2 separate regions of the Mus musculus genome follow, and region 1 is linked to region 2. The links are chromatin loops, found by intact Hi-C in ENCODE. Cell type or tissue: left cerebral cortex. All regions are shown on one strand. Each heading gives the region's core, and the rest is flanking DNA. Links, peaks and the distances in the headings are about the cores only. Region 1 overlaps Gm41054 (a long non-coding RNA gene). Region 2 overlaps Ndufaf2 (NADH:ubiquinone oxidoreductase complex assembly factor 2).

Region 1 (16,888 bases), core at 5,989-8,488, 160 kb before region 2:
CTCTGTCCCAGCCCCCCTGCTCCCCTGACCTAGCATATACCTTCCCATTCCCCTCCCCCTTCCCTCTTCCACTTCTTGAGACTGTTCTCAAACTCCCTATGAAGCAGAGGGTGACCTTGAACTTCCCATCCCCTGCCTTCTTTGCTAGGATTGTATGGGTGCCCGCCATGCTCAGTTCTTATCTTCATTTTGCGACTGACTCCCTCTGCACCACGGCCTGATGTTTCACCACACCGGGGTGTGTGTGTATGTGTGTGTTTGTGTGTGTGAAAATGTCTCTGAGTTTGGACTGACCTCCCTGGTGTCAGACGTGTTGCCCGGAGCCTGGAAGAGTCCCCTGTGATCATCACTGCCTTCCCTTTGCCACACCTCTGCCTCAGGCTGGTGCCTCCAGCAGCTGAGGGAATTCTGCATGCTGATTTAGTGCCAATTAGACTGTGTTGTTTGGGTCCTCACATTGTCCCTTCAGCCTGTGAGGACCGGGAACAAAATATACTCTGCCATTGTATGCCACTGTATCTGAAGCGAGGTATTTCACAGCTATGAGCCTCAGTTTTCTATAAAACGAGCACAGTTATATATTACTCAGTGTCCTTATAGTGAATATCTCCTGTTGTTAACAATCAGGAACAAGTGGTGTTTGTCCCCAGCATTCGACTACAACCGGCCTTCGTCTCCTGAACTCCAGTCATTTCCTTTAAAGGACCTTTTCAACCCTGGCAAAACAGTTAAAGTAGCTACGGCTCGAGTCATAGGGTACACAGGACGACTCAGTGCCTCTTCTAGATGGACAGAGGCCAGACCACATGCCTGCAGGGACACGGGGAAGGTTGGCGAGATAACATCTACATGGAAGGTGCAGAGGTGTGCTCTCCTTTGCCAAGTTGCAATCACCCTGGTCCTGGGGCAAGGGCTCCTTTGTCCGGCTTTGAAAGAGAAGGCACAGCAGGTACTCCAGGGCTCTCAGCAACCCCACACCTCCTCCTCTACCCCCGTACCGCACCATGCCCTAGCAGGGCCAGGGAAAGAACAGCAGCATGTGGACTGTTGAAGTTCTGATTAAGTTTCTGAGTTCAGAATGAAATCCTGGTACTGCAGAGTCTCCTGGAGGCCAATAGCTACAGAGGCCTGGGGGATCCAACAGTAGCCCAGTGGCCACCTCTCTGAACTTCCATTTCCTTTCCGGAAGACAGGATAGCACTACCTACTTCATTCAGATCGGAGGCTACAAAGCCAGCCTGTCTTGAAAACTGAAGAGTAGTGCATGTTAATTGGATGATATTTGATACTTGTCCCTCACTCCTTATCTGAAAGCAACCATGGTCAAGAAAGAAACGCCTGACTCTATTTGCCTGCCCCAGGGCAGTCCTTGTTGCCTCTCTACAAGGCTGAGTTACGGATTAGGAACCCTGAGAAAAGATGGTAGGATCGATTCTATTTTTAAGGAACAGCTCAATGCTTGCAGTGAGTGGGGCCACGAAGCCATGTTATTATATAGAAGTAGTATTAACTTTAATTTATGTCACTGTTCTAACTCATATTCCCTCCTGGTGCCATATAGTGTCTGTCTCAACCCCCGCTTCTCCCACACCTTTTAGAACAGCTGCCCTTTCTCTGCTGGACTTTAGCACTCTGGCCCTGAAGGCGGCCCCCGGGTTTCAGGATCCGGGGTCTGTGACATTAGATGTGCTGATTGTAGCTTTGGTGGCAGCCATCATCAAACAGGCAAGCAGGACAGCTTGAGCTGTTCAGACAGTGGGACAGAAAAGGCACAGATGCCCTGTTACAGGGAGTCAAGCGTCTCCCCATGACCCTGGCCACCACAAGGTTTAGGAAAGACTCCCATTTTCCCAGAGCTTCGGCTGTGGCTCGCTGACAAACGGGCCCCTCAATAATCTGATTGTATGCTTTCAAAATAATTCTCAGTAATGCTCCAAGAATGTCTGAACTGCTGTGTGAACTCACTGCTTTGCATATTTTTCCACTTATTATCGAGAACTTGGGTGGACCCTGCCCATGACCTTGCTTTTCTGAGGGCCTCCAGGCGAGGCTCAAGGCAGTCTCTCAGGCTGGTGAACTTGCGGTGGCCTCCTGTCTTATTCCCACTCTTAAGCTGAGCCCATACTGTCTCTTCCTGCTCCCTCTTCAGAGACAAGGTTGAAAAGAAGGATAGCTTTGAGTATAGATCACGCAGCAGAGAATGACATGAGACTGTACTGTAGCTCTGAATTTTCATGAAGTGAGGTTCTGGGAAGAGAAGGTGAGGGCAGAGGAGGTGCTGCCTCCCGTGTCCTATTTGCTGGACCTAAGTGCCCAAGGAAGGGGCACACTGTTTTTTTTTTTTTTTTTTTGATTTATTTATTTTTATTATATATAAGTACACTGTAGCTGTCTTCAGACACTCCAGAAGAGGGAGTCAGATCTCATTACGGATGGTTGTGAGCCACCATGTGGTTGCTGAGATTTGAACTTCGGACCTTCGGAAGAGCAGTCGGGTGCTCTTACCCACTGAGCCATCTCACCAGCCCCCGGGCACACTGTTTTTGATTAAGATGACTGCTCAACAACCTCCTTTGCTTCTAGCTTGTCTTTCCAAAATCTCTGAAACATCCCAGGCCGACCAGATGCAACGGAACCTGGTTTCATCCTTCCATGGAGAGAAGAAGACATGCCTTCATTAAAAATGAGATCTGCTACTAGAAAAAACGGAGCTGAACGGGCCGACTTGCACGTTTTAAAATGTATGGATGCACAGACCCAGAAGAAACCGCTCTTCCCTTTTGCTAGATGCAGCTAATTATATAGAACCGTAAAGAAGATCCTAAGCCAACTTAGGAACAGAGGCCATTCCTCCTTCTGGGCCTCAGCTACATGCATGTATTCTGTGTGTCCAAGCATGTGTGAAAGTTGAAAGGACATTATGTAAATGTAAATTTAAATTTACATTTAGATAATCTACACACAAGGATAAGCATTCTGAGCAGACAGGTTTAAAAATAATTCCCAGGTTTTTTGCTCAACTCATTCAGTCACTTTTGTAGTTGTTATTGTTGTTGTTGTTGCTGTTATTGAATATGTGTTCCATGCATGTGAACATATTTGAGTGTATGCATTAACATGTAGAAGCCACTGTCCGTATCAGGTATCTTCCATCTTATTTTTTTGAGACAGGATGTCTCACTGAACCTGACCGGCTAGGCTGACTGGCCAGCGAGTATAGAGCTTTGCCTGTCTCCAACCCTCATTCCACTCTCTCAGCACCGGAGCTTCAGACGGGCGCTGCCACGCTTGGCTGTTATGCAATGCCACGGAGCCGAACACAAGTCTCCCTGCTTGCTTAGTAAGTCCCTTGTCCACTGAGCCATCTCTGGAGCCCATTCCTCCTCTTAAGAAGGAAATCTTTCCTAATTATTTTGGAATCTGAGTCTTTTCTCTAAAAGACTTTAACTCTATAAAGGATCTTATAATCTCTAAGAATCTTGGCTTTCTTTCCTTACAAATCTCACAAATAAATTTTTCTTCCACATTGTTTGTTTGTTTGGTTGTTTTGTTCTTTCATTTCTTTTGGTTTTGTTGTTGGTTTGTTTGCTTTTTTTTTTTTTTCTGTGGCCACTCTATTTAATCAACCCATTTTGGGTTCTTATTTTATTGATAACATTACTAAAAGTTTTAGACATTCTTCTTATCTTGTAAATTTGAAGGATCATTATTTTTAGTCCTCTATCTTTATATAATTGTGATCTTCTCTATTAATACTTTATTGCCAATCAGATGTACTTGTGTCGTGTGTGACTGACAGCAGCTTATGCCCTCTGGGGATTGATCCTTCCGCTTCATCTCCTGGATGCTCCCCCACTGCTTTCCTTGCTGCTCTGTAAGCCTTTAGGATTAAGCCATAGTTTTTTTGGTTTTTGTTTTGTTTGTTTGGTTTTTTTTTTTTTTTTTGATGATTTTATGGGATTTTGTTTGTTTGTTTGTTTGGTTGGTTGGTTGGTTGGTTTTGGTGTTGGTTTGTTTGAGACAGGGTCTCTACATAACACTAGCTGTCCTGGAATTCACTAGTATGACCGGGCTTCTTCACACTCACAGAGATCCACCCACCTCTGCCTCTCAAGCGTAGGATTAATGGCAGGGGCCCACCACACCCTGCTGATCTGGGGAAACTTTAAGGCATGACTGAAGTGGTTTTCTCAAGAGATGACCACATTTGTTGTAGCAACTATAACTTGAAACCAAGTCACTTTTTTTTTTCTCTCTCTTCTTTTAGCTTGAGGGTTTTTGGTCCTCACAGAGAGTTGTAAATTTTGGGTCCAAAATCTCTTGTGTGGGTTTCTCTGTAGTTACACATGTTCAGGAGAAAAAGCCAACTTCTACTAGGCACTGTCGTCAAAATAAAAGAGTTTGCACACTACCTTTCTGTGAGTGGGGGTGTAGCTAGGTCATCTGTACCCCGATATTATTGCCCTTTTCCTCTTAAACTTCACCTCAGTTGGGATCTGGGCATGGTTTCTTGTCTCTTTTACTACGTGTGCCCCCCTGAACGTGAGTTCAGTGCCAGCCAGGGCCATGAAGGAAAGGCCAGGGGTCTACCCATGCCTTCACGAAGAAGACGGCATTCGGAACCCTTTTACCTTTCAAGATTCTATGTTCACGTTTTTGCTTCTGACCCTTTACACATTCCTATCAACTCAATGATAACACATTTAAAACCAACTTCTGGTATTGTATTCAGAATTTTCCATTGTTTTCATTGGAGGGTGGTTAGACTGTGTGATTTGCCATCCTGAAGAAAATAGGAGTCCTGTTTTTGTATTGTTTTGTATGTTTGCTGTATTTCATATTTAAAAGGACACTAACTTGAAAACAAAGAGTTCTGGAAGGCAACAGACCCCATGACCACAGCCTGGGGTGGTGGGATTACTGGTGAGTATTCCTAACCCCACTATTCCATGCTTTAGATAGAAAAACTTCCAAGTTGGTAACTATCTTAGGGTTTTACTGCTGTGAACCATGACCAAGGCAACTCTTACAAGGACAACATTTACTTGGAGCTGGTTTACAGATTCAAAGGTTCAGTCCATTATCATCAAGGTGGGAACATGGCAGCATCCAGGCAAGCATGGTGCAGGAAGAGTTAAGAGTTCTACATCTTCATCTGAAGGCCACTAGGAGAAGCCTTGCTTCCAGGCAGCTAGGATGAGGGTATTACAACCCGTGCCCACAGTGGCACTCTGCCTCCAAGGCCATACCTACTCCAACAAGGTCACACCTCCAAACAGTGTCACTCCCTGGACAAAGCATATTCAAATTACCACAGTAATCACAGTGAGTCATCCTGACTGCTTCTTAAATAGCAAGCAGCTCAGGGTGACTCAAGAAGCCTCCACTCACCCTTGGGCATCCACACTCGGTCCCACTCCCTCTCTTCTCATTCCCCTGCATAAACAACAGTTCCATTTCATTTGAGATGACAAGTCATTCTTATTTTAATGAAGTAAATGTTGAGAAGAAGGAACCATACCCCCCAAGGCAGCCCAGTAACATGGTCAACACTTTATATTCTTAAATACAGAAAACCCACCACACAACCTTAAAAGAGAGACTATGGTCTTACTTGGAACTTCATCTGGAAGAGACGGAGACATATTTCCCCTTCAACAAGCAATGCAGAGTCGGGCAGAGACTACAGCTCAGTAGTGGAGCACCTGTCCATCACACATCATGGCAGAGACATGAAAATTTGATCCCAAGCACCAGCAGCAGCAGCAGCAGCAGCAACAGCAAAGTAGTAGCAATATAACCCAGTGAGTGATGTTCCTAGTAGGAAAAAAAAATCTTAGAAAAAGGAAACTTTAGTATTTCTTCACTAAATGATATACAATTTTAAAAAACCTGTCTTTTGAATTTAAGTACATAAAAACAACTGGAGTCTTTTGTGAACGATTCAAGTTCATATAGTGTTGGGCAGAGCTGCTTAGTCTGCTGTGAGTGTGACCATTATGGCACCCAAGCCTATCAACAGCTCCCAGCAAACCCCAAAGGGAGAGCATTTTGGATATCCCCATAGGGATAGTATTCACCATTCATACTACTGGTGAACCCAACTGGTGAATATGCTCACTCCACACTCACAAACAAGAACCTCCAAGTGCTGACTATGCGACAGACAGACAGACAGACAGACAGACAAACACTGCACCTCACTGCAACTCTTCAGGTACTGCTCTGTCCTTCCTCACAGCCGCCTAATATTTCATGACACGAAATAATGTGTATCTGAATGGCTTCTCTACTCACAGGCTCTTATGTTCCTATCTAGTTCTTGTTAGACAATGCTACATATGCATATATATGCATGTATACATATGTGCATACATAGCTTTCTTTACACAATCAAATTCAGTATTCTGGTCAAACAGTGACCCGATGGTGGACTATCTCAGAGAAAATCGCCTCCCTCCTGTGTGTTTAACCTATGGTGTCATACAGTTTAACTGTGGGATGGGCACATAGTCCCACCCACTCCAGAGAAAGGTTCCTTTTTAAATTCCTACATTTTTATCTTATATTTTTATAACTTTATATTATCAACATCATTAATGATAATTATCATTGCTATTTTCTTACTCTTAACTATAGGGATAGCTTGTTATTAGAAAAAAATATAATCACAAAATCCCAAACTCGCAAAACAAACAAGGGAGCAATTATTTACATTACAAAATTATTATTTGCTTTACAAAATGGTACTGATTTAAATCAAGAGCACCTTGACAATATTTGAACTATAACTAGATTTGGAAAAAAAAATCAATTTACAACAGAATTTTCCAGAATATATACAATACATATAGGGGAATATCCAGTTGGGCATAGCTTTATGAGTCTGGGGAGGCCATTTAATTTGTCACTGGGTCTTTTTGAGAGGCAAATTGGACACAGCACAAGGAAACCGGTGAAGGATTAACACAGCTGCAATTATGTGATTTTTGTTCTCTAAAATTCTTGCCTTATGATTATTATTATCAAAGTCTGTGCTTCAAAAGCAGGAGGCATATCCATTTCTCGTCTTTGCTTTTCAGGCTTCCTCCCTCGTGCCAGCCAGCAGAGTGGCATATGGCATAACATGAATAGACAGCCTCCTACCAGCCTATCTGCAGAACCAACAGTACATATCGAACCAAACCACACCTCATGTGAAAGACGCACAATTATCCTTTCCTCTCCGGTGTAGGAGAGTGGGAGGAGGTGGGGATGGAGGAGGGAGACTGCTTGATTGTTGGCAAGAGAGCTGAACGGAATGGGAAGCCTCACCAGGAGGTGGGGGAGGTGGTCTTCTTATTCATTGGCTCTAATTCCCTTGCCAGACTCATGAAATGACAGTGCTGTAGGGCTTAGGGGGGAAAAAATGAGGCAACTCTGGGGCAGTGGGCGGTGGAGAATGTATTAATGACAGCCTGCCTAGCCGTTGAGTGGCAGATGAAGCATGCAGATACACTCTCCCAACACTTAGCCAGCCCCGGTCCTAACACAGACTTCAAATCTTTTCTTCCAATCACTCATCTTTTCTGAGTCCCCTTCCAAAATATGCAATATGTCATTTAAAAATACTTTAGGTCTCTCTCTCTCTCTCTCTCTCTCTCTCTCTCTCTCTCTCTCTCTCTCTCAGAGGTGTCCACCACAGGAGCGTGAGAGGCAAGCTTGGCATTTTCCCAGCGTGTTCCGGAATCCCAGCCTGTGCTCTGACCATAATTAGCACGCTGCCTTCAGAATGCGAGCCTTGGGGGGAACAAGACAGGGAGTAGGTCCTCTGGCACCTCCCTGTTTGCTGTCCTCCCTCAACACCCCTTAAGAGAAGAAGGCAGCCACTAGGCATATTCTGGGCACCCCTAGAGGTGCTGCAGCTGGGGGCTTCTGCTGGTTTGTCAAGTCCTGAGTTTACAGCTTTTGGGGTAGAAAAGGCTCGATCCATCTATTTTTTTTTTTTAAATGAGGTCAGTGGGAAATGAAAATAATTACGTGGGAAAAAGGAGGAGGAAACCTGGCTTGGGAAGACCTGGGTTTACTTCAGCTTCGTCACGTGACCTTGGGCAGGCCTCAGTCTCCCTCTGAGGCAGTTTTCTCAGCTCTTTCTACATCAGCGATGTAGAAAGCAAAGCAGACATGTGATGGCCTGAGAGGTAAAATTGTATATGGACTCTGAAGAGACAAAGCCAAGGAAACAACAACAGTGGTCTTTAGGCCCCAAAGTGAAAGTAAACCCGTGGAATGATTTGGAGGTCAGAGGAGAGAACACTCTTGCCTGCTGATGCTATTAGGTAGCAGATTATCCCAAAACGTAATGAAGGAAACCAAAACAACCATTTTGATATTTTAAAATGCTTTTGTGGGCAAGAATTCAGGAAGGACTTGGCTGCTGCGTAGTCACATGGGTCTTCACATAGATGGTGGTAGTTGTGGAGGAAGATTGCCACCACCTGAAGGTTCAAATGGGTCTTTGGGCCATCCAAGTTGGGCTCTGAAGGGGGGCCGGTGGGATTGTGGTGGCTGGAAGGGGTAACTGGGTGAGGACCAGTAGACGCTCCTAAATGATTCCCTCTGGTCAGGCTTCTTAGGCGCTGACCAAGCCTCCTCCAGAGCAAGCATCTCTCAGAGAACACAGAGGAACCAGCCTCCAGGTCACAGGGTGTCATAGGTGTCACATCTTAGTCCTCAGCATCCCATCTTGACTTGAGAGGATATCAGACAGTGTGTGTGGGGCCATGTTTTTTCTTAGTATCTCCGAGCTAAATGTCTTCATAATGTATATAATTTATTCAGCTTTCTGCGACAAGAGGCTCCCTGAATAGTGTGCCTTGCTGCGTACTTAGGAAGTAAGGGTGCTTAAAGAGTCAGTGCACTTTTCAAGTAAATTATAAGGCTCGACATTGGAGTTAACTTTAACCTCCACAGCTGTTTGATGTAAATAAAGTCAGCTGCATCTCTCCTCCGTGCAGGGAAAAGGTAAAAGAACTGGAAAATAAATAAATAAATAAACAAATAAATAAAAACAAGAGACTCCAATTTCCAGGCTCCCAGGAGCCAAGGATCCAGGCTCTTGTGATGTGGGGCTGTGGGCCATGCAACCCAGAGAAAGACATCAACTCTCCATGAGTGCCTTGGGGCAGGGCCCGCTGCCTGGACCCCAGCTCTCCTGACACTGCCAGCTGCTGGCAAGCACCCCTCGGGCGCTCTTCCGTGCGTGGCTCTAATTTCAGTGATTATTTGTTTCCATCATGTGCAGCCGCCATCAGACTGGTTTTCGTTCCTGGGGATTAAGCAGTTTCTGAAGGTTGTTATCACTCTTTCAATGGAGCATGTCTTCAAACACCTTCCTGGATAATTACCATGGCCCAGTGACTGGGGAATCACTGGAGTGATTTTAAACACACACACACACACACACACACACACACACACACACACACACACCTCAAGTGTGTCTCTATGTGTTTGTTTTGTTTCTACATTGTCAATGCCCAACCATTCCTGAGAGACAAGAACAAAATAAGAAGACATGTGGTAGTGCTTAAATTATTCCCCCAAAGGGAAAGTGTCCAATATTAAATTATTCAGTCTTTCTACTATTCTGGGGTGGGGAGGAGGCATTTCAACCAAGAAAATCATAGTTTACCCACAATGCCCAGAGGAGCCCGAATTATACTATCAACTTCTAAATACAGTCAGCAATGCTTCACTAGAAAAGCTGCTTTTAAAAAGTGACACTTGTACTGTTTACACTGGAAAATATCCAGTCCTTCTGTACCTTGTCCCCTGGCCTCCGTGTACACACGCACAGACATGCACAGTTTTCCAGGGTCCTCAGATTTACCCTGTTTTCTTTCTTTTATAAAGCAGTTTAAAGATGTATTTTATGCATATATGTGGTTTCCTGCATTTCACTAAGTGTGTCTGGTGTCTGTAGAGGTCGGAGATGTCAGAAGAGGGTGTGAGACCCCTTGGAACTGGAGTGACCAGTGGTTCAGTGCTGAGAACTGAACTCAGGGTCCCTGCAAGAGCGTCCATTGATCCACCGCTGCAGCCTCTACTTCGGGCTTCTTAGCACACAGGTGATTCTTTAAGGAGGTGACCAAATATTTCCCAAAGGAAAAATCTACAAGAGGTCTAACTGTGCCTTATTTATTGAAATGTTCTAAGAACATTTATCTGACATGGGCCATGGAAAATGGAGGTGGTAAGGAACTCAGACAGGCCATTTCTAGAGATCTCTTTTTTCTCCGTCGATGACTGGAGGAGCCAGACGTGGATTGGAGTTCGGCTTCTTCCAGTTTTGACTCAGTTTCTGCAACTCTGTTCCCATCCATTCAACCCTAGCCTGGACCTCTTATGTAAAGATCTGAGTTGAAGGAGACAAATCCTGGGAACTATTTTAAATAGCCTTCTATGGCTAGGTGGCTGCATTTACATGGCGTGATATTAGAACAATAGAAAATAGAACAACAGAAAAGTCTTTGTGTCAAGAAGTCGGTCCTCATCTACCTATTTATGACTGTGGGTATGAGTGTGGCTAATGTCTTGTGTACTGATGCGAACTAATACATATATCCCGATATCTTTCTCCTCTTTTTAAGAAAGAACCTAGGAGACAAGGAACTTGCCATTTTGTCCAGGAGTAGTATCCTAGTTAAGTTTCTCTTCCTGTAGTAAGGTCCATAACCAAACACAATTTGATGAGAAGGAAGAGGTTTATTTGGCTTACAACTTACAGAGCATCATCGAGGGACACGAAGGCAGGATGGTAGAGGCAGGAACTAAAGTGGAGAGTGAAGCCGGGCATGGTGGCGCATGCCTTTAATCCCAGCACTTGGGAGGCAAAGGCAGGCAGATTTCTGAGTTTGAGGCCAGCCTGGTCTACAAAGTGAGTTCCAGGACAGCCAGGGCTATACAGAGAAACCCTGTCTCAAAAAAACAAAACAACAACAACAACAACAAAAACCAAAAAACAAACAAACAAACAAAAAAAAACAAAAATAAAGTGGAGATGGAGGGGGAGGACAGACAAACACTGCTTCTAGTTTGCTCATCTTGTTTTGTTATACAAGCTAAGATCACCTGCGCAGGGGCATGATGGGTCTTCCACAATAATCATTTAATCAAGAAAGAGCCCCACAGACATGCCTACAGGCTGATAGAGTGGCAGTAATTCTTCAACTGACGTTCTATCTTCTCAGTTGACTCTGGTTTGTGTCAAGTTGACAAAAGAAATCTGTGCAAATGGAAATGCACCTGCAGGGAAGGCATAGAGGCTTGCAGCATCTTGGAAACGTGGAAACGGCTTCTTGGTTACTTCGGTACCTGGGCACATGCTCTTTGACTTTGATTCCTTGGTTAAAGCTATTCTCTGCTATCGCTTCCTCCTTAAAAGCTGTTGTCTGCACTAGCAACACTCTAAATAATTCAGAGAACTCGCTCCCCTACCCCCAACAACAAACAATCCAGCAGCAAGGGTTGTCCAGGGTCCCTTTGGGTCTGAACACTAATTCATCATTTTTTACAGTAGGGGTACTGCTGGTGGCCTGGATAAAGAACATGTGTCCCATGCCATAAGCGTCTCCTTAGCTTTTCTTAGTCTTGTGCCCACAGATAGAGAAAACAAGCACCTTCAAGACATAGTCACGCATCACTGAATGCTGGGGATTTTCATAGAAACGCATCATGGCTAGATAATTGTGTTCTTGTGCAAACATTGCGTACTAAGACAAGCCTAGGTACACACCCAGGCTGAGTGATCTATGCGTGGGGATGCATGCTGGGGTGTGTGCTGCAGCCTATTGCTCTTAAGAGAGGTGCTGATGAGCAATCAACGTGACACGAAATCAAGAACAAAGGAAAATGGTGTTATCAAGAGCTGTGGGGACATACAAGATGTACGGGGCTGCCACCACGGAACACAGCAGGGTGTTTTAACTATAAACTTTTTCTAAGTAGAAGGAACACCCTCTAGAATAACGATGAAAGTATAATACAGCAAATACTCAGGCAGTAACAGTTGTGGGTTGCTGTTAAACTATCGTGTACCGTGGGTTGGAGGCAGTTTCACGGGTTATGTAATGGTAGAACAGCCAGCAGGTAGGTTTGCTTAGACCACCCTTGCTGCAAAGGCTCGGTCCTAATGCATTGTTCAATGAATCATACTTAGTATGAAAACTCACAACTGGCATGCTAAGGTGGTATCACTTAAGTGATAGGTCCCTGTTGTTGTCTTATAATCTTATGGGACCACTGTGACGCACGGATGTGGGCCATTGTTGAAGGCAACAATCATTATGAAGTGGACAACTGTGTCTTACACTTTGACCATAGGAAGTCTCCAACAGAATAATTTAATAACTTTCAGTGACTTCAGGGATGTGTATGCAAGCTGATAATTGATGAAGGTGTTGTGTGGGACCATGCCAGACGCTTCCCAAAATGAAAAGCATTTAAACTCATATTTTGGAGATGAACAAGAGAATACCCTGTGTTTCAAGCAAGTTGAAACACAATAACAATGCAATTTGCTGCTGTTTTGTGTAGTGTTCTACACCGGATGGATAAAAGATAAAACTAAATTGTGACTGGCATACAGAATAAGCTATTGCATGAGTGTATATTATAACAATTGCTTCCCATTGTAGACTTTTCCCTAAAGTGCTATAAGTTTGTGAAAATCAAATAAAATTTGATTAAATATTTAAAGCGACCCTTAAGGTGATTCATTTATTTTAATATTATATTTTAACTAGCTTTTTTATTAAAAAGAAAATGCATGAACATTATAAGACTTTTAAGCATAAAAATGCATACAGCAATTGGAACTTTAATTCCTGATACGTGGGAACCTCATCAAGTTCAAGGCTTGAATTCAATCCCCAGTAACTACAAACAAACAATAAATATGGAGAGAAAGTGTCTCCCTACACCTAATCTTAGGTTGTCAGGCCTATTTCCAGTTCAGAGAGAGGAAGAGAGAGAGAGAGAGAGAAAGAGAGAGAAAGAGAGAGAACAGAAATATACCCTGATCCTTACAGAATATCATAAGATGCAGGTACCTGTTTTTCAAAACAAAGAGGTGTGTGTAAAAATCCCACTCTTTGCTTTGCTTAGTCCCAAGTGGCACCTATGTCATCCCTTGCCTTCTGGAGTGTGGCCTGACATCTCCCCGGAAGGAAGATCAGCTATGAGTTCTCCACTCAGGACTTGTGCACTGAGTCCTCTATGATACTTAAAAGTGTAAAACACTTTCTTGGGGTCTGTCCTTATAAGCTGATTTTGCCACACATGGATTGTGGCCCGGATCTCCCTATTTGGCACCTGCCCTGTGGTTTTCATCTATCTTGATCAACCGGACATTCTCCCTTCCCTCTTATCCCCTGGACCATAGGTCACCAAAGATCCCTTCCCCGGGCAGCCTCCAGCCTGCACGGAGGGCCTTTTTGGGTTCCACTCATTTGATCCCTTTTCATGGTCACCGCCCTGAACTGCATGACCTCTGTGGTCTGCGAATCATTCTGCTTTTCATTTCAGGGACTCCAGATGGGAGAAAAGACCCAGTGCCCGTTCTCCAGCTCCCCCAGAAGTAGAAGTGTCATATTTTCAAATATCAAAGTGTTTCCTAAACTTGGATGTGTACTATCATCTGAGAAACTCATTAAAAATAAAGATCCCCGGGCTTCTACCCAGAACTCCTGATGCTGAAGGGGCTGCCTGGGAGCCTGTCTCTGCACTCAGTCTTAAGAGATACTGACTCCAACCTGACATGGACTGACCCCTTCATCAGGGACCTTCTGGCTTACAAGAGTTATCTCTGAGTTATCCCTCAGTGAATACCGCCAACACTGTTAACCTGCTGAACAAAATTAAACTAAGTGAGATGGAGTCCTTGCCAGTTTAGGATTACTGTGTTTGAAAACACACGGCTGCCCCTGATGGGCGTCCAGTGAGGCCGGAGCTCTGCTCTGCTCTAAAGGGCGGCTCTGCTGAGCTCAGGGTACAACAGATGGCTACGTTTGACGGCAAGTTGGAGGTTGAGCCGAAAGGGTTGCATTTACTTGTCTATACAGAAAGGCTTCAAATCCCAGCAATTTCAGTTTAGTTAAACTCATTTTGGAAAATCCTTTTGGCTCGTGTGGTCTCATGCTTTGAGTTCCATTTTTAAACACCGAGCCCATCCAAACCCACCAAAGCCGAGCTGACGCAGCCGGAGAAGATGCTGCGCTTCACACAGATATCTGCTGAGTCTGTAAAAATCCTTACAGATCTGTCCAAACTGCTTTGTTGAGAAACCAAACCAAAGCAAAACAAAACAAAAATCCCTAATCCCAGCGGGGGTGTTTGTAGGGTCCTGTGGTTTTAATCCAAAGTGATGGCAGAAGCAAGGGCCAGGCATGTGACTGACAAGCCGAAAGGTTTCATTAGGAAACCTGAAAGAAACCCACAAGCTTAGTCTTAAAATATACTCCCAAGAGATGAACCGGGGTGGGGGGGTGGGGGGTGGGGGGGATCATCTTAGTTTTGGCTCTGGAAGCATAGACTGTGGAAACAGGTCCAAACCAAATGCTGTCAGGACTCGCTCATTTTAAATCCAAAGCTGAATTTTTATTCCACTAGGGTGACAGTGTTTATTAACACTGTCTGTGGCAATTGGATTGTCTAGCAGAGTTCAGGGAAGCTGGAGGCCCTCTCTTGTTTGTGTTATGAACAGAACCAGACGGCTGTCCAATAAAATCAGAACCAACAACGTAAATGATGGGATTTCGTTTCACCATATTTCCCTTCCTCTGGGATGTGTAGACAACACTGTACAACATAAATTACATTTCCTGTCCTTTAATATAAAAGTTGACTCATTAAATGTCAGATCACTTTCAGTACTGACTCTTCTTAGAGCAAAACCAAGTGCAATCTGTAGAAATCTGTGGAGGGACCGGAGGGATGATTCGGTAGTTACAAGTACTGTCTGCTCTCTAGAGGACCCAGGTTCAATTCCTAGCACCCACTTGGAGGCTGACAACCATCTGTTCCAAAGGTTGCAACATACTCTTCTGGCCTCTGCAGGTACTAGGCATTCAAATGGTGCACATACATCCATGTAGGCAAAATAGCTATACATATAAAATGAAAATGAGAAACACTAATTTTTTAAAAATGTAGTATCTTCATATTATTGTTACTATGTAACAAATGACCTCCAAATATAGAGAATAAAAGAAAAACATTTTAGTTGTAGTACTTAGTTTTGTGGGTCGGGAATTCTGGCAAGGCTCTGTTATGTGATTCTTCTACTTCATACGATTGGCTGGGATTGCCCATTAGTACTCAATGGGTGGTTGATCCTGTCTTGAATATTCAAGATGGCTGCACCCCGTATCTGGTAGGTTGGAAGGACAACTGTGGAGCTGACTCAGCATCTGCTGCTTCCATTCGTGGTCTCTCTACAATGTTCTCATGATTCAGAACTTCCAGGCCAAAATAAGGCCTGGAATTGGCATGAGCCCCTCCATTGATCAGAGAAGTCATGATACAGTTTCAAGAGGGAGACACCAGCCTGAGTTTCCTCCTGTGGAAGAAATGTTAAAACGCCAAATCGTTTCTGGTTACCCTTTCACGATCTCAAGGCAAATGATGGGGTTCTATTCCCAGAAAATCCGATTTATTAAGTACATAGTAGAATTAAGGACCTGAACTTGAGAAAACACCAATGCGTGCAAGGGGTCCTGATAGCAGCTTTGAAAAACACCACTCTCTAGAGCGTGCTTCTGGCCAGCCAGCAAACACTGATGGGGTTGTCATGTGCTTGGGGTCCTGCTGGATCTCCAACAGAGGGGCAGAACAAGAGGAGATGGTCAGCGTAGGCGGCTGAGGCAAGTGATTTGAGGATGAGCAATGGCTCTCAGAGCCAATGGCATGCTGAAATGGGGATGGGGGTGTGTCAAAATGAAGCACAGGGACAACAAACATCCTCTTCAGGATGTGGCAGAAAGTGGTGTTGGGGACAAGGAGGGGGGTAGGAGGCATGAGGAGTCTAGAGCAGGTCCTTTCTTGCTTGCCTGCTTGCTTGCATAATCTTTTTATCGCATGCTTCTGAAAGGATCATCTCCCTTCGTGTTTATCGCTTGTGTGCATGTTTGTATCTGTGCATGTGTGTTTGTGCAGGATAGTCTTAGCATGCATGTGGGAGTCAGGAGACAACTTTGTGTGGCGAGTGTGCTCCGTCCACCCCTCGGTGTGGGTTCCAGAGACTGAGCTCTGGTCACCAGACTTGTGTGGCCAGCACATTTACCTGTTATGGCCCCTCTGGCTCTCCTTCAGTGTCTCAGTCAGCTCGGCTGCCATCATAAAATGCCATCAAAGACAATTTATTTCTCACAGTTCCTGAGGTTGCGAAGCCCCAGGTCAAGGTTGGCAGAAAGGGTATCTATGGAAGCTTTGCATTTGGTTCGTGGATGGCTAATTCCTTGCTATGCCTTCATATGGCCTTTCCTCGGTGACTGCACAAAGAAATAGAGAGACAGACTCTCCCTTTACTCTTCTTAGAAGACCCCCAAATCCGACAGGAAGTCCCACACTCATGACCTCCTCAAATGCTAATTCTCTCCCAAAGATCCCACCTCCAAGTGCTAATGCATTCTGGGAATCCGTGCATGAATTCGACCAGAGGGCCTTGAATGTCTCTCCATCCTGGGCTTTCTGGCCAGTCCTGCTGGCCTGAGCTTCTCAGGTCTGGCAAAACATATCACTCAGGACAATGACCACAGTCAGGGAACCCAGCAACAATCAGAACTTTCAGCATAGGCACCTACCTCCTAGACTGTGCTTTCGCTTCGTCGTGTTGTAGTCCCGGAAGCCA
Region 2 (16,888 bases), core at 7,638-10,137:
GCACCAACAGGAAACTGAAAGGGAGGAGGGAGCAGAGTAAGAAGACAGATTCTGCTGGTCCTCTTCTTACATAGTTAAATGGCCCGTCTGTCACTCTTGGCCCAAGGTCACACTCTCACCAGGTCCCAGAGCATAATCTCTGTCATCCAGAGCTTGTTCCCAGTCACCTCCCCATTGCTCCAGAGCAGGGCTGCTTCTACTTTTTCTACTCATGACCCACTATGGACTGAGAAAGTTTTACAAGAATTTGGGTATACAGGCATATAAATCTACATGAATACATTTACTGGTAATAGGTCATGAAAACATTTATTTTTGACAACTCCTTGGTATCCTTATAATCTCACTATTCCTGCAAAATGAAAGGAAATGTGCATACAAATGAGAGAGATGGGCTTCTTTGTTTTTATAGGATAAATTAAATCGTGGATGAAAAGTTGATACTGTGAGATGTATAGCGTCTTCAGTGTTTTCCAGGGTTGACTGATATTTTGATTTATAATCATCAGCGCTGAGAAGTCTACCTTACCTAACTAAACACACTGCACACAATGGCATCTCAGAAACTGTTGGGAATTCTGTCCTAAGCCAAAATTCATTTAATGACTTTTTAAAATGAAAATCAAATAGCAACTTTTAAAATCAAACATTTAAAAATGATATAAGCTAAAGTTAATTAATTAATTTTATACTTACATGTTGAGAAATAGCAGTAGGGAAATATTAAACATTTTGGTTTTCCATAATAAAACCATCATGTTTCTATAAAAGGAGTCAACTTTGTATGTACAGTAAGACACTGCACTAGATGGAGGTATACCCGGCAGCACTCCTTGGGACCATGTCAGAATGCATGGATGTTCAGACCCGTGCTGTGGTAATGGCGCGGACGCAGCATTAGCAAGTACTGTCAGCAGGACCACAGGCTTGCTACTCACTCGGTCTGAATTAACTTTCTGTTTGTGTGTGACCAGAAAACTTGACCTTTGTCGTATTCTGTATGAATCCTAAATCTAGGTCCCCCATATGAGGTCATGACGGTGTAAGAGAAGCTGAGTTCAGCTGCTAATATCCCTCTAGGAGGCACGAAGACAAGAGCCCAAATACACTGGTGCTAGCTAGAATGGGAAGCAAGCTGAAGGCTTCTGACCAGTCCAGGGAGCACTTCAACACGATGCTTCTAAAACAGAGGCTGCTTGAGGCCAGTGCAGGACTTTGATTATTCTCTCAGTCTGAAAAAGAATATACTTTTATCTGGCTGCAACCAACAGGCTGCCAGACGAAAGCCAGCGTTTCTTCCTGCCTGACCTCTCTGCAACAGTGCACATCCCACCAGGGTGAAGACACATAGTGCTGTAAGAGTCAGCAATATTATCTCAGAATAAATCCAGAGCATAGTCCTCGAGCAGACGTGTGATCTCAGGGTCAGAAGAGTGTGAGTAATGGTTGGCAGTGATGTGACAAATACAAGTGTGTCCAGATCACAGTAATGTGCAACTGAAGACAAACGTTTCCTTCAAACGCAAAGTGCAACAGTGCCTCCTTAAAAGAATGTGTGGTGTTTCAGGCAACAGCTCTACAATGTCCTGAGCAGGTGCTTATCCGTACCGATAAAGAAACCAAGGTGACCAGCAGTCAAACATCTTAAAGGTTTCTTTCACCTTATTTTAAAGACTTTCCTTTGAGCTGTTTTAGTTCACAGACAAATAGACCCAGGAATACAGAAATCTCTCTATCACCTCATCCTTATACATGCACAGCCCCTCCCACTATTGACATTCCCTCACTAGGAAGTAGTTGAGTTTCAAAGCAAGTATTTACCCAACTGTTTCCTTCTGTGGCAGGCTTTGTCTTATTTACTTGTTGGGATCAGCATGAGTAAAGCATTTCTGGATCTTAAGGCTGCTGGAAATGCTCTGGAGAGTTCCATGTGGGCACAGCAGCTCCATAGGCATACAGACTGTGTGTCTAGAATACCTATACACTGAGCCTGGGAAGACAAGACAAGAATGTGCTAAAGAGGAAGAGAGGTAAGAGGCTAACAGGAAATCTGGTGCTGGTGAGGCTGTGGAGAGGAGAACACTCCCGTCTAGTGCTGTGAGCAGGTGCAGGGCCCAGGACCTTCCCCAAAGTACTCTAGTAATATTCACTATCAAATTGCGCATATCTTCTGACACAGCAATATCACATCTGGGAATTTATCTTAAAAAATAAAAGCATGTGTAGAAAGAGGCATCTTATTGGATGTTTATGAACATTTTTAGCAGTAACAAAACCCTTTATATGATTCAAATAGTCAATGATGAATTAACACAGGAAAAACTATAGTTCATCACACTATGAAAATACATGCAGCCATGGGGCTTGAGAGGCGAGGTGCCACGCCTCTTTGAGGGTCTACTGGAAGTTGCTGGTTGCTGAGGCAGGGGCATCACTTTCTTCAGTGGTATAGCCACTGATAAGTGCCTGATGGTCCTGTAAATAACACCCACCCCAGCCTGTGCAAGCAATTCTGACTCTCCTCAGTGGATTATGAACACAGACTGGAAAGAAGGGAGGGAGACCTGGTTGAAAGCTGGAGAGGAAGGAGACAGAGACAGACGAGACAAAGGGAGGATGGGAAAGGCTAACGTTCACTACATACATGCAGGAAATTGTCAAAGAATAAAAGCATAAACATATGCAGCTTTAAGAGAATAATTTAGTTTTCTGTCTTCTTGGTTTGCTGCAGGGTAACAGCCGCAAGGAGGACAGGGAAGGTAAATAGAACAACTGTGGTTCTGTGTGAAAGAAATACTTCTCCAAATCTCGTTATCTGTATTTATATATCAACATACAGATCACCTGAGCACGGGAGAGTCGCTGGAGCTGCAGAAGCAGTTTCCAGATGCAGGGACGGAGCTGACAGGAGGATGGGGGCTCAGTGGGGAGCGCTCACACCCAGAGCACAAGATGGGGGCAAGCAGTGTCTGCGCTGCCAAGCAACGGTGAGAATCTGAGAATCATTTAGTACTGTCCTGGCACTTTACTTGGCTTTTTTCAGATGTCATGTTTGGAAAAGGACCTCTTCTGGACCTTCCCCTCTACTTTCCATGCTCAGTCTTCGCAGGCCAGACCCCGAGCTCCCTTTGCTGTCTCTCCTATTCCTACCTGACACATAGAATCTATTCATTCATTCGTTTGCCTCTGCCATTAAAACACAAAGTCCACGAATGAAGTTCTGTGTGTTACTCGGGTAGCGGGATCTGAAACAGGACACAGACACCAGTCAGTACATACTTGTTATATAAATAATGAATGAGTTACAACTCGTGTACAAGACTTAAAAACAGGCATAGAGATGGCAAGCTAACAGTAAGCAATGATTCTAAATGGATGATGAAATTAAACTTAAGAAGGCGGGAGAGCAGAGAGATGGCTCTGCAGTTAAGAGCACTCACTGCTGATGCTTGCAAGGGCTGGGGTCAGGTTCCTAACACCCATGTGGCAACTCACAACTTCTGTCATTCAGGTTCCAGGAGATCAAATCCCTTCTATTGGCAATACATGTGGTACCTCGAACCACATAAAATCTAAATAAGTAAATTATAAATAAATTTTAAAATGACAGAAAATGATATTTGCTGAAAGATTTGGCCTTTAACACATGGTGAAGAAGACACTATGCCCTCACTGACAGTGGAAAGGAGACCACTCCCAGTCTCCCAGCAGACAGCCATCTCAGACCACCTAACCCGAAAGCGCTTTAGAAAAATAAGGCCCAGTGTGCACTTCCAGGGACGACTACTAGAAGACATAGTATTCTTTTCAAATAAGAATAGTTGAGACTCTCAATTATAACCACAAACAAAACATCTGAAAACATTTTCTATGTTCTAATATTCATAATCTAGTATGTTAATAAAGTTCAATAATTTCACATTCCTATTTTCTAGGTAATCTTATATATTTGGGTCACATTGCTAATTAAATATAATTCTTTTCTCTATAAGGTAACTACTTTTACTTAAACTTGTATAAACTCTAATTTTCCAGAAATGCTATCTGAGGGCATGCTACATTGTTAACGCTGTCCACACAAAGAGCTCTGGATGAACAATGACCCCCCATCCCCAGAGCCTTCGGGTCTCCCAGAGACCACAGGATTTTTCAATTGAGTGTAATATGAAGGGCTTACAAAAGAAGCGTTAAGTACAAAAATACAAGGTTTTGTCTGTTTTGCTTTTTAAAAGCACTTTAAAAGGAGAATGGACTTTTTAGTATAAATTTAAACACGCTTATATTTAATATCTAAGTATATATTTCATCATTTGTAGAAAATCTAGTACATACTTAAAATCTGGGAACATTGTTACTACATAAACAAGAAGAATCAAGTCGTTCTTAAAGGCACAGTATTATACAGGCTTTTCCTGAACCCCTGTAAAATGACGGTATTACAGAGACAAAAGGCAAGCTTGTTTTCTATGGGATTGGAATAACGATTTCATGGGCTTGCACGTAACCTGCAATTCACCTGAGAACAGCAATCAACTACCCCAGAATGTTCTGGCTGTTCTGAATGAGTGTTCAAATCTCTGAAGGCTCTTACGAAGAGACCCTGTGTGATGGAGTTCTGTAGCTTTAACAACTGCCTTATTTTTGCTGTTTAAATAGTGAAGACTGACTTTTAAGTATATATTAGGTTTTCTATAGATGAATAAACACATATTTAGATATCAAATGTAGACATATTTAGTTAAAATCAATTAGGCTGAGGAGTCTTTCCCTCCTGGCTGTCTATATTTTTCTTTAATCCCGGTCAGTGTAAACCCTTATTACCAGTAATTTGCGGCTGGAACGTCGAGGAAAATGCTGGCCTCACAGGTTTTTGTCATGTCTCCCCCTCTTTCCCTGCAGGCTTCTACTGTTGATGGCCTTTATGGAAATATGAATTCAATCAGCAGCTGCACATTTTATGAGACGTCCATCTTCATGCTGAATTTCTAACTGAGTGTCAAAACAATCCGTGGGTCTCTCCCTGATGAAACGCACATTGAATTGTAAATTTCTGCAATTTCCTCACGTTTGACTTTCGGCTGCCAGCCTGGAAACAGCCTACTGGCCTCAGCAAATCACTCTCCATTCTTCCGTCTTCACTGCATGTAAAGAGTTAAAATAACAAAGAGCACGGTGGCAGCTTCCCCAGCATGGACAATTAAATTTTCTGCATTAATAAGGAAACAAGCCAAATCCCCCTAAAATACACGATACATCTTATAGAGACCGTTACCTAAGAGCGTGTGAGTGCTATACGGTCATCTGTATTTACTTATGCTGCTCGGTGAGGGAGACAAGCTTTGACAAAACTAGTATTTTCTATATATGATATCCATGGAGTGCCTAACTGAAAAGCAGCCACAAAGTCATGACTAGCAATGACAAGTTTAATGAGAGACATTTTTTGTCAGGTATTTCCAAGATAAAAATACTAAAAGAATTAAAACAGCCAGACAGGGCATACTTCTTAATATATAATTACAACTGGGTTAATTTTTCACCAAAGAATCATTTTCAACTGAAAAACAAATGGAACTGCTTTTAAAGAACACACTATTACAAAACCTATGTTGTTTTAGAACTAAATAAGGAAAATGTCTCGAGCTTTGAATTAAGAATTCACTATACTTTGCTTCAAGATACCTACAAGATACTGCTTCTTATAAACAGTTTTCACTGTTACAAAAAAAAAAAAAAGCCGGGAAGCTGCTGCAGTAAGCAAGCACTATGTCCCTAGAATCATAACGGAAACAATGGCTTTTCAGTCATTTCTTTAATAAACATTTATCGAACATCTCCTGTGTACCAGGTAACGCTTACTGGGCCGAGAGGAGACAGAGATCCGAGCACCCCGTGCTCTTCTCTCCGAGAGAGATGGCAACAACAAAACAGCTGCTAAAGCGAGGCGCTGTAAGTGCTATGAACTGGAACAAACTCAGAAGAGCACTGGAGAGGGACAACTGTCCGTAGACAGCGATGACACTTCCAGAGACAGAGGAGTCACCAGGAAGGCAGCATAAAGAAGAGCTGACCTCCAGGCAGGGGCAGTTCATGGCACACAGCAGCAAAGCACAGAGGGACTGTGAAAAACTGGTAGGAGCCAGACATGGCCAACAGGGCTGATGTGTGGTGACGGGCTAGACTAGGTAGGCTGGAGTCTTAAAATATTTATTGAAGCATTTACTTTTTAAATAATAAAATATTTATTGAAACATTAACTAGAATGCAGGACAGTGGGAGAGATTTTAAGCATGAATATAAAACTAACACATTTCTCAAAAGCATATGAAACCATACAAACTAGAGTATAATGAAAAAGAACATAAATTCCTGGAGCCAGTCTTGATTCAGTTCTACCAGGTAAGGCTGTGCGAATGGGGCAGGTTCTTTCTCTACCTCAATCAACGTGTGAAGAAGACAACAAATACCACCATATACAGCAGGCTTAGTATGAGAACTCTGTACCTGATAACCAGTTACAGGGCTGGACCTCCAGCATCAAGATGTTATTTTCATTTAAAAAATACTTACTGGATGTTTGCTGCATACTTCAGGAATACCTCACCGAAGTTTACAAACAGAAAACCAGAAGAGAAATTCAATAATTACGAAATAGATTTTAGAAAGATATTAATATACAGAATCAATCAATACCTTAAAATACAAGGGACCATAAAGTCAATGAAATTTCATCAATATTTTAAAAATTCATGAGATTTACAACAAAAATAGTCCTTCTCTCTCTCTTGTGTGTGTGCATGTGTGTGCACATGTGTGTGTGTGTGTGTGTGTGTGTTAATGGTACTCTACAGAACACCTTAAAATAGCACAGTGTCATAAAATTGGGCTTTAGTTGGGACTGTGACAAACCCTGGGTTTCAGACCCGACTTCAGGCCCTTGGGGTGTAGGATGGCAGCAGTCTCTCTCTCTCGGTAGAGAGAAAATTTACCATTAGCTGCTGAGGGGCGGCAGAGGAGGCACTGAGCATGTGTGTAACTGTTGCAGGATCAAAGTCGCTCAAGAAAACGTACGCAGGAGATCCTTGGTGTTTGAACTGGAGCAAAGCAAACGGTCACTTCAGTGTGGAAAGAAGCGGGAAGCCAGCAGCAACAAGTTTAAAATTTAGAGAAATATCACAGGTGTACAAGGGTTTCAAATGTACTCCACTGTACAGTGTGAAATTGATAAACTTGCAAACGAGATTTTGCTAGACCCTTGAAATCCTTTAGGATCCAAAGGACATAAAAGTAACTAATGTTATAAGATACCTACCACACTAGATTTCTGCAGAAATAATCTCAATGAAATATGATTATTTTTTTAAAAAAATGGGATTAGACCACCATGATGGGAAAACTTTACCTGGTGTAATGAGACGAACTGACCCCCACAAACAGAACTACGGCACTGTAGTAGAATTCTGACTGCACTGGACTTACAATGGTTGGCTGCAATCTCTTGAGTTCATGATGGTGTGTATGAAAGGGTATCTATACCATCATTCTGCTTTTTATACAAGAGAATTATATATTTGTAATCCTGTTATATACAACATAGTATGTGAGATAATCACCTTGCTAAGAAACTGGTCTTGTGTTTCATTTGCCCAGCTGCACAGTGTACATCCTTGAGTTGAACATGGCTGAGCGGGAACAGATGAGCAAGGATGCTCAGTGCTTCAGGAAGATGAAATGCACGCTCAGCTGATGCTACTTTCAACTCACCATGGGTTTGGGAGGATGCAACCGCATGGCACAACAAGCACATCTGCAATCTCAAGGTGACTGAACACAGGAGTGTTTAGAGCGAGTTTTAAAAGGTAAGAGGAAGAAGATGACGGTGAAGACGAAGTAGTAGTAGTAGTAGTAGTAGTAGTAGTAGTAGTAAAATATTTTTTTAAAGACCCAAAGAGAAACACAGGAAATAATCATCAAAGGGAACCAAGATCTGATAAACAACACAGAGAGGGAGGAGCGGGATGCAGAGTACAGCTTGAGGTGGGCTGGCTAAACATCTGGAAGAGAGTTGCTACACAAACATGGGGATCAGAGTTTGAATCCCACCAGCCATATAAAGAGCCAGACAGACTGCATACTTCTGTAAACTCAGCACCAGGAGACAGCTGGTGGGCAGCTATCCAACCCAAATGGCCAGCTTCTAAGTTAGTGAGAGACTATGTCTCAGGACAATCAGACAGGGGAGGTGGCAGAAGACAGAAGATGACATCTAATTCTGGTCTCCTCATGCACACACACACACCACAGGCTATGCACGAATGTGTATACATACACACATGACACACACATACTACAGGCCACACATAAATATGTGCATACATACACATGCACCACATATACCACAGGCCACACATGGTTATGTGCAAAATATGCATGTGCAAAATATGCATGTACCACATATGCTATAGACATGCACATAAACATATGTACCACATATGCCACAGACTATACATGAATATACATACACATGCAGAATACATTATTAAGAAATATACTAGTGAACATACTGGAAAACTAAGCAAATAATATTAGCAATAACAGTAAGACTTGGACAGTACAAATTTTTATTTACAGGAAAATACACAGCCCTGAGTCTTGATATCAGGAAACAAAAAGGATGAAGACAGATGCCCTGAGACTTTTAAGAAAGTTGAAGAATAAAAGAAAAAATGTAGAATTGGTGAACAAAAATAAAGAAAATAGAATACATAAAACAGAAGTAGAATTAATATTTAATGAAATATAAAATAAATACCAAAACCAAATTCTGGTTCTTAGAAAATAGACAAACTTGTTATTCAATTTTAAGAGAAAAAAAATCTAAGTAAACAACACTAGGAATTTAAAAATATATGAAAAAGCAAAAGAGAATATTGTTTTTATACATGTGAATTTTAAATTTTAAAATAATTTCAAAAACATGTACATTATTTTTAATGTGTATGAGTGGTTTGTCTAAAGGTACCAAATGCATGCAATGCCTGCCAAGGCCACAAGTGGGCGTCAGATCCTCTGGAACCAGAATCATAGACAGCTGTAAACCCCCATTAAGGAGGGCCAAAAAGGGGGAGTGGGTGGGTAGGGGAAGGGGGGTGGGTGGGTATGGGGGACTTTTGGTATAGCATTGGAAATGTAAATGAGCTAAATACCTAATAAAAAATGGAAAAGGAAAAATAAATTAAAAAAAATAAATTAAAATTTAAAAAAAAAGAAAAAAAAAAAAAAAAGAACTGAACCCAAGTCAAGAGCAGTTTGTAATAGCCAGGCCATCTCCCGAGACCCTAAAGTATGTGAATTATTAAAAACAACCAAATAATTAGAAAGAGCAAATAGAACTATTAAGAAGCCAAATTGTCATAATGAAAAAATTCTTATAGTCAATAGATTTTAGTGCAAAATTTCTATAACAATCTTTTATTTAGATGATAAATATATATGGACAAGACTCTGAAGCCCAATTCTTATTTAAGAAGCTTAGCTTGCCCTTACATACACTTCCAATTCACAGGTATATGTGCTATCCAAAATAATCTTACAGGATTAATCAGTGTCTATAGAATCTGCCTCTTGTAGGCAGGTCTTTCACAGTTACTACCAAAGGAAGGACTTTTTTTTTTTTTTAAACCAGGAGAAAGAAAAAAACTTCTGAGGCAAATGCTGAGTTCTTAAATGGATAGAGAGGATAAGGTGAGTTCTTGCCTTGGCTACTACTGATCATATTCAGAGTACACGGGACTTAGAAGTGTGTTGTTGCCACCACCTGGCAGGAAAAAAAAAAAACAAAAAACCCCACACATTTGAAAGATAACACACTCTCCATCTTTTAACATAACACTGGTCCCTAAATTCAATTTTCTTACTGTAATAGAAATTCACAGCTCACACCTAAATACAAGCTCCAACCAGTCCAGGTAACTGGTTAGAAAACAAAGGGCTTTGGATCTGGGATCTCCGGGTTGTGGGGAACGGACTGCTGCAGAGCCTGGGATCATGATCCTGGGCGAAGCAGAATGCAAACCCAGCCAGGAAAGAAAACACTTTCTGCTTTCTCCTGACAGTGAGCCTGAAGTTTCCCTGCAACCCAGGTATTTGCTACCATGAAACTTGGCTGCCAGCTCAGAAACTCCATTATTACGATGTCAATGTGACCATGACCACAGCCGTCACCCAGGAGGCTGCTCTGCCCACAGTTCGCAGTTCTTATGCAAGTTTTTGCTTTTCCAGCCTACACAGCATCCATTTTAATGCCCTATTATACTTTTATATAAAAAGAGGTGTTGATCGTTCCAAAAGGTAAATCATTTTTCCTTTGGAGATATATATTTTTTTAAATCAGTTAATCATACGATAAAGATATTTATAATTGTTACTACTTTTTAACCTTTTCCCTTCAGATTTTAAACTAACCTTTAACTATCAGTTAGAAATTTATAGCAATATAAAATCATTTGCTCACTAAATATGGAAAAACCTCTGAGTACTAGAAAAGGCAGAGAAATATTTAAAAACCTGTTTCCATGACTCTCCTGTTAAATATAGAAACAGGAAAAAACTGGATTTATATTTAGTAATAGTTAAAAATAATTAAGAATAGCAAGTGAGATAAATATACTTTCTATCATCCACTTAGGCAACAGCTTAATGACATTAGCAGACATGGCATACTTTCACTAAACTAGTGGAAGCTGGGACTTGGTGCACATCTGCTTTAAAACAAAAGCCAACACTTCCAAAGTCAGCCGTCCCAGCGAATGACGGCTCCTTCACTTCATTGTGGTCTCAAGAGAGGATGAACAAGATACCCGACAAGCAGGGCCTGCACTCCTAAGTACTGTTTTTTACATTTTTTATATTAAGCAAATGCAAAAGATGCTCTTTTCAACCAGTAGATGGCATTACTCCAAAATCTTAAAACATCATTTAAAAACCCCTAAGAGCAGACCAGGTCTGTGATATGGGTACTTAACCGGAAGTTCCCCGGCACTGCAAAGTTACACTGTAACACTTCAGTTCTGAACACTGCTTTTACCCCCCCCCCCCCAAACCTCTTTTTAACTTACTCCTAACTCTACAAAAGGAAATAATGAACTCGGAACAAGCAGGAGCAAAAACTATTCTGCCTGGCTCCCCAGTGATACACAGCATCAGTTTAATACAGCTTCCTGAAGACATTCGATGTCATGGGATGCAGGGATAAAAACACGCTTTATTCGAACAGCTCTAAACATCCAGGCAGCTGTCCAATGGAGAATAATAATTAGCTAGAAATAAATCCATTGGCTTTAATATAATTCAAGTATGGAAGGCACAAAGCTTTAAATCAATGTATCAACAAAGGGAAATCTTAAATACCTTATTTTAAGAGTTGAAAGAAATTATTATAAAGGGAAATTTTTCTTTTTATGTACCTTTGAACAAAAGACATTAAACAAAATTAAAATCCAAAGGAAACTATGGTGCATACATAAATTAAGTGCCTGGAAAAAAATCTAATTAAGCTTGAAGGTTTCCAAATGAACAAAACCGCACTAAGCATGTTTTTATGTATCAGCCATTTCCTAGGGGTGATTAAAAAATTTAAAACCAACTCTACAAATTTCAATGTTTTCTCAACTTCCATGTTTAAATGTCTTCAACACCAACAGTGTGTACTCGTTTGCATGACTTAGTAATTCTACAGCTTGAAAATGTTTAACCAAATTGCTGAAGTCTCTCTTGTAAGGTGGCTGACAGACACAGAACTACTGGCACAATGTATTAATACTTAACTGACAATGTCAATGTGATTATGTGACTTAGTTTACTAATTTTTCACGCAGTCTCCCTCCCTTTGTAAAATACTTTATAGTTCTTTCTGAACTCTTCTTCCTTCCTTCCTTCCTTCCTTCCTTCCTTCCTTCCTTCCTTCCTTGTTTTTGGTTTTTCGAGACAGGGTTTCTCTGTGTAGCCCTGGCTGTCCTGGAACTCACTTTGTAGACCAGGCTGTCCTCGAACTCAGAAATCCGCCTGCCTCTGCTTCCCGAGTGCTGAGATTAAAGGCATGCGCCACCACGCCCGGCTTCTGAACTCATTTTTCAATATTCATTCTTCTTATTGTACTTATTCTTTTGAAAAAGAATACCAGCTCTATTAAGTAAAAATTATATATTAAAACTGTCAATATGCAATTAAGACGGTTTCTCTAAACAGAGAAATTCAAATTCGGTCTTTGTAACATACTAAGATTATTAATACAGTATCATTGTCTGCATTTTTGTCTTGGTACAACATAAAAATTTGGAAATTATAAACAGCCTTAATTATATTCTAAAAGGAAATCATAAGCCCTAGACTGAAAGAAAAAAAGAAAATCTGAGAATAAATTTTAACTGACTTTATACATACATATTAATTTAGTCTCAGCTAGTTTGCTGAGAATTAGAGTAAGCCAACGATTTAGATAATAGCCATATGTATATTATGTCTCTGCTGGGAAGGACAGCAGAATTCATTGAATCTTCAGTCAGGCAGAGCATGTGGAGTTGGAGAGTTCTGCAGAATATCACGATGCATACATTGAGTAGGCAGTTGGACAAATGGTCTGAAACTCAAGTGAGAGGGCTGGGTGGAAGACAAGGCTTGGAAACCATCAGCACGTATAGTGACTGACGCTATAGGAGTGGGTGCATTTAAGAAAGAATTCTGGGGGGAACAGAAGGATGGAGGAGCTGCCAGATAAGTGGCAATACTTTTGGAAACCTGAAGGAACAGTCAGAATGAGAGAATGACACCCCGAAAGGAATACTGTGGTTAATTTTTTTTTTTTTAAGAAATTAGTCAAGGCACAAAATGGAAAGAATATACTGAGTGTAGCAAGCAGAACACCCCCAGTGGTCTTGCCAGCAGCACCTTGGGTTGACGGTGAAGGCATACACACGATGCAGGGATAGGTGAGAAAGCGGAGGTTGGAGACTCAGGTCTGTCATTTATTAAAGAAAGAAAAAGGCTGAGCAGCTTCTTAATGTGTAGCATTGAGCTAGGATCCACTGAAATCCTACACAGTGTGGAGAAAATACTCAGACACAATGGTCCTCACAGCGTTTACAACCTGCCAGGGAAGGCCACACACAGCAGTAGACAATAAGAGCATGCAATAGAAACCGTGATTTAATTTTTTAAAGGGAAGGTTGGATGACTGATAGCATTGTGTAAATCTTGAAGATACAGGTCCCAACACTATGTAATAAGAGAACTATCAAAAATGCCACAGAACTGATCTAATAAAATATTATCTGGCTGGCCAGATGATTCAATGGGCACTTGCCAATAAGCCTGGCATTGTGAATTCAATTCCCAGTACCCATGTGACTAAGAGAACCAACTCCTACTGCAAATTGTCCTCTGACCTCCACATGTACAATGTGGCATTTGTGTGCCCCACAAAATAAATAAATATAGTAACAACAACAGCATCATCATCATCATCAAAAAGCCATGTCTGCCATCATTAAGCACTAGATGTGACCGTCTGAGAGAGAAACTTTAAGGAAGATGGGCTCTACTCTTTGGTAAAACATAGGGAACAGGAATACAAACAGGAAAAGGCCTGGAAAGAAATAGAAATGCTATGTTACAAGGAAAATGTTTACAACAAAGTAAAGAACAGTAATAAGGCAATTAATTTTTCTCTCATAAAAAATGATGGAAGACAAGTGTCAGGATATAAATAATGCAAATCTGCATCTTAAGGGCTTCTCATCTGCTCTTTCAAAGTGCCATCTCACCCTCCAGCGAGTAAAAAGGTAGCTGAAGCTTCACACTGCTCTAGCCCAGGAAAAATAAGAGGCAAGAGAGTACTGCTTTTCCCAACAGAAACACAGGGCAGTCACTAACCCTGTGGCATGGTGCCAGCAAAAACTACCTTCTTAGTAAGAAAGGAAAGACGGTTGTATAATGGGAGGCAAACTGCAGCATCAAGCCTGGCTCAGGACAAAGCAAGTGTTGCAACAATTAGATACATGATAGCAATGAAGAGTGGCGCTTCAGGCCCAAACAACCCTGAGACACCCCCCCCCCCCCCCCAAAGTGCCCATCCGGTCTAGAGAGTAAGGCAGGTCTAAAAAAGAGTCCTTTAAAGAGAGAGTTGAAGGTCAAAAAGAAAAGGCAAGAGGAAGGTGGTAAGAGGTAAGGGAACCAGAGTTCAAGGGCTGCACATGATACTAAAAAAGGAATTAAGACTCCTGAGAGCCAGATCAGGAGTGGAGAGCGGCACTGTTTACCAGGTCCATGGGAAGCTGTTGCTGTGGAATGTGCAGAATGTAGCAGCCTGGACCCAATGCTTAAGGACGGTATGAAGTTACTGAACTGAAGCATCCTTCATTTAGAAATCAGGGTAAGGTTAGCATGTAGGACCTGGGTTAGAGAAGGACAGCTAGAAAAGCAAAGCAAAAGGCAGCTGTACTTCAGGAGAGAAATATGAAAGGCCCAGCCCAGGACAGAGATCCTGAGGACAGAGAATATACTGTGGATTCAAAAGCTATGTAGAAAGGATAGTTGGCCATCCTGGTATTCACAGGGAGTCGAAAAAAAAAAGTGTTAAATCTGATTCTCAAGTTTCTGTCTAGACATGTAGTTGTGGAGTTAGATATGGCTACCATTCATAAAGACGGACTGTTTGACTATTCAGCAAAACTTTTGCTTTCTTTTTTGGGAGATAAGATTTTCATTTTTAACACGGTCACGCTGAATCACCTGTCTGTCAGCTACTGTCTTCTGTCTTCTGTCTTCTGGGCGCTGGGATCCGAGAGAGGCGGAACGGGTCCAATCTTTCAGGGCACTGAGCAGTGAGGCCACAATGCACCTAGTCAGTGGCTCCGAGAAAGGCAGAGAGCGACTACAGCGGGGTCAAAAGAGCTCCTAGGAGCCCAGTCTCCTAAGAGAGGGAAAAGAGGAGGGGTTGTGTTTCTCACTTCTCAAGGTCCTGTTTTGTGGTTCTGGGTAGAACCTATGAAACCTGACACTCAAAAGCACTATACCCTACCCGGCACCCAGGCCAGCCTTCAATTTGTGCTGGCCTATGAACTCTGTGGGGAATGGGGGGAGCTTCGTGCTTAGCTCTCTTGTGAGACTATGCCAGGGCCTGGCAAATACAGAAGTGGATGCTCACAGTCATCTATAGGATGGAACACAGGGCCCCCAATGGAGAAGCTAGAGAAAGCACCCAAGGAGCTGAAGGGGTCTGCAACCCTATAGGTGGAACAACAATATGAACTAACCAGTACCCCCGGAGCTCTTGACTCTAGCTGCATTTGTAGCAGAAGATGGCCTAGTCGGCCATCACTGGGAAGAGAGGCCCCTTGGTATTGCAAACTTTATATGTCCCAGTACAGGGGAACACCAGGGCCAAGAAGTGGAGTAGGTGGGTAGGGGAGCAGGGCAGGGGGAGGGTACAGGGAACTTTCAGGATAGCATTTGAAATGTAAATGAAGAAAATATCCAATAAAAAATTGAAAAAAGGTTTTATTTTATATTCATCCCTCTATACCCTCTCCTTCTTGGAAATTTACAGTGCATAAAAATAAATTAAGAACTCTAACGTTCTGTATATTGTTGTAATGACATATTTAATCCTGGTGCAAAAAATTGTAACCCAAATTTACATGGCTTAAAATATTTCCAGCTTATAATACACAGAAGTATGAAAACCGAGTCAGAGAACCTTGGCTGACACAGGAGTATTGTGAGTTCAAGGTCAGCTTGGTCTACACAGTGAGTTCCAGGGCCATCTAAGCTACAAAGCAAAAAGACTGCCTCAAAAGTAAATAAATGAATAAATAATGAAAAAAAATCTGAAAACACTGGTCCTTGAACAAAACATAGGGAGTGACTGTTAACCAGGATGACAAGAGACATAGACCTGCACAAAGGCCTGGGTATAGAAGCCCTGAGAAGCAACAATGTACAAAACCACAAAGGCAGGAAGAAGAAACTATAACAGAAGGCACACTCACAGAAGGCATTTCATAAAAGGCACTGGGCCCTACACCACCTCTTAAGGCCCTAGTTCATGTCATTATCCTAGAGAGCATAACACACTCTGGCACAACGGATAACACAGTCTTGGAACCACGCGCCTTGGAATGAAAGGATGTGTGTCAGCATCCTAGCTCCGTCACATCCTACCTGTACCTGGCTGATGAAAACGCAGGTGGTGGTAACAATGCTGATTTTAGAATTGTGTGTGTATGGGCCTGTGTACCTGGTGCCCAGAGTGGCCAGAAGAGGGAGTTGGATCCCCTGGAACTAGAGTTGCAGATGGTTGTGAGCTGCTTCGTAGGTGCTGGGAACTGAAACTGAGTCCTATCTAAGTGTAGCCAGTTGTCCTAATCACTGAGCTCTGTCTCCAGTCCCTGTCAATCTCTCTTAAGATTACTCCAAGTAATTACCAAGGCTTGAGAAATGCTAATATCACTTTCCTATGCACTACGTACTGCCTGACAGTTTATTTCCAAACCAGAATTTTAGCATTACTGAATTTTCACATGCTCTCTTCAGTCACCTGATCACTGAGTTTAAACAAAGGAAAGAATCAAGTTTCTTTTAAGGTATTAATTAACAACACAGTAATACTCACATTCTAGTACATTCAATAGACAGACTTACAGGAATTATAAATTATGTATTACTTTAGCTTGTAACTTAAAAAAAATAAGTACAATTTTTTTAAATGTGTAGCCAGGTGTAACGGTACACGCTTCTAACCCCAGTACACAGGAGGCTGGGACATAAGAATCAAGACTTTGAGGCCAGCCTGAGCTCCATAGCAAGGCCCTATCTCAAAATTAAATACATA

Evidence for each region. Hi-C counts contacts between places; a loop is a spot of excess contacts. Peaks named below come from ENCODE experiments on the same cell type or tissue, not always from the same donor. Only the 100,000 strongest peaks of a DNase experiment are listed, where the experiment ranks them.
Region 1: it touches region 2 in a loop (2.1-fold over the local background); 1 of 42 quality-filtered maps calls a loop at or near these places.

Annotation. Positions count from the first base shown.
Region 1 is chr13:107,962,858-107,979,745 of GRCm38, forward strand. It overlaps Gm41054 (a long non-coding RNA gene), which reads right to left. Exons shown (of 3, transcript XR_873938.1): 1 at 16,842-16,888; 2 at 16,322-16,529; 3 at 15,286-15,598. Among named protein-coding and RNA genes, the nearest start is that of Gm41054, 10 kb to the right of the region's middle. In left cerebral cortex, for the core only: no CTCF peak of the experiment used is centred there; DNase peaks (open chromatin) are centred at 7,185 and 7,694.
Region 2 is chr13:108,118,286-108,135,173 of GRCm38, forward strand. All of the region lies in intron 1 of Ndufaf2 (NADH:ubiquinone oxidoreductase complex assembly factor 2), which reads right to left. Gm52057 (a long non-coding RNA gene) reads right to left here. Exons shown (of 2, transcript XR_003950676.1): 2 at 12,851-14,968. Among named protein-coding and RNA genes, the nearest start is that of Gm52057, 9.6 kb to the right of the region's middle. In left cerebral cortex, for the core only: a CTCF peak has its summit at 9,027 (motif pointing right); a DNase peak (open chromatin) is centred at 9,053.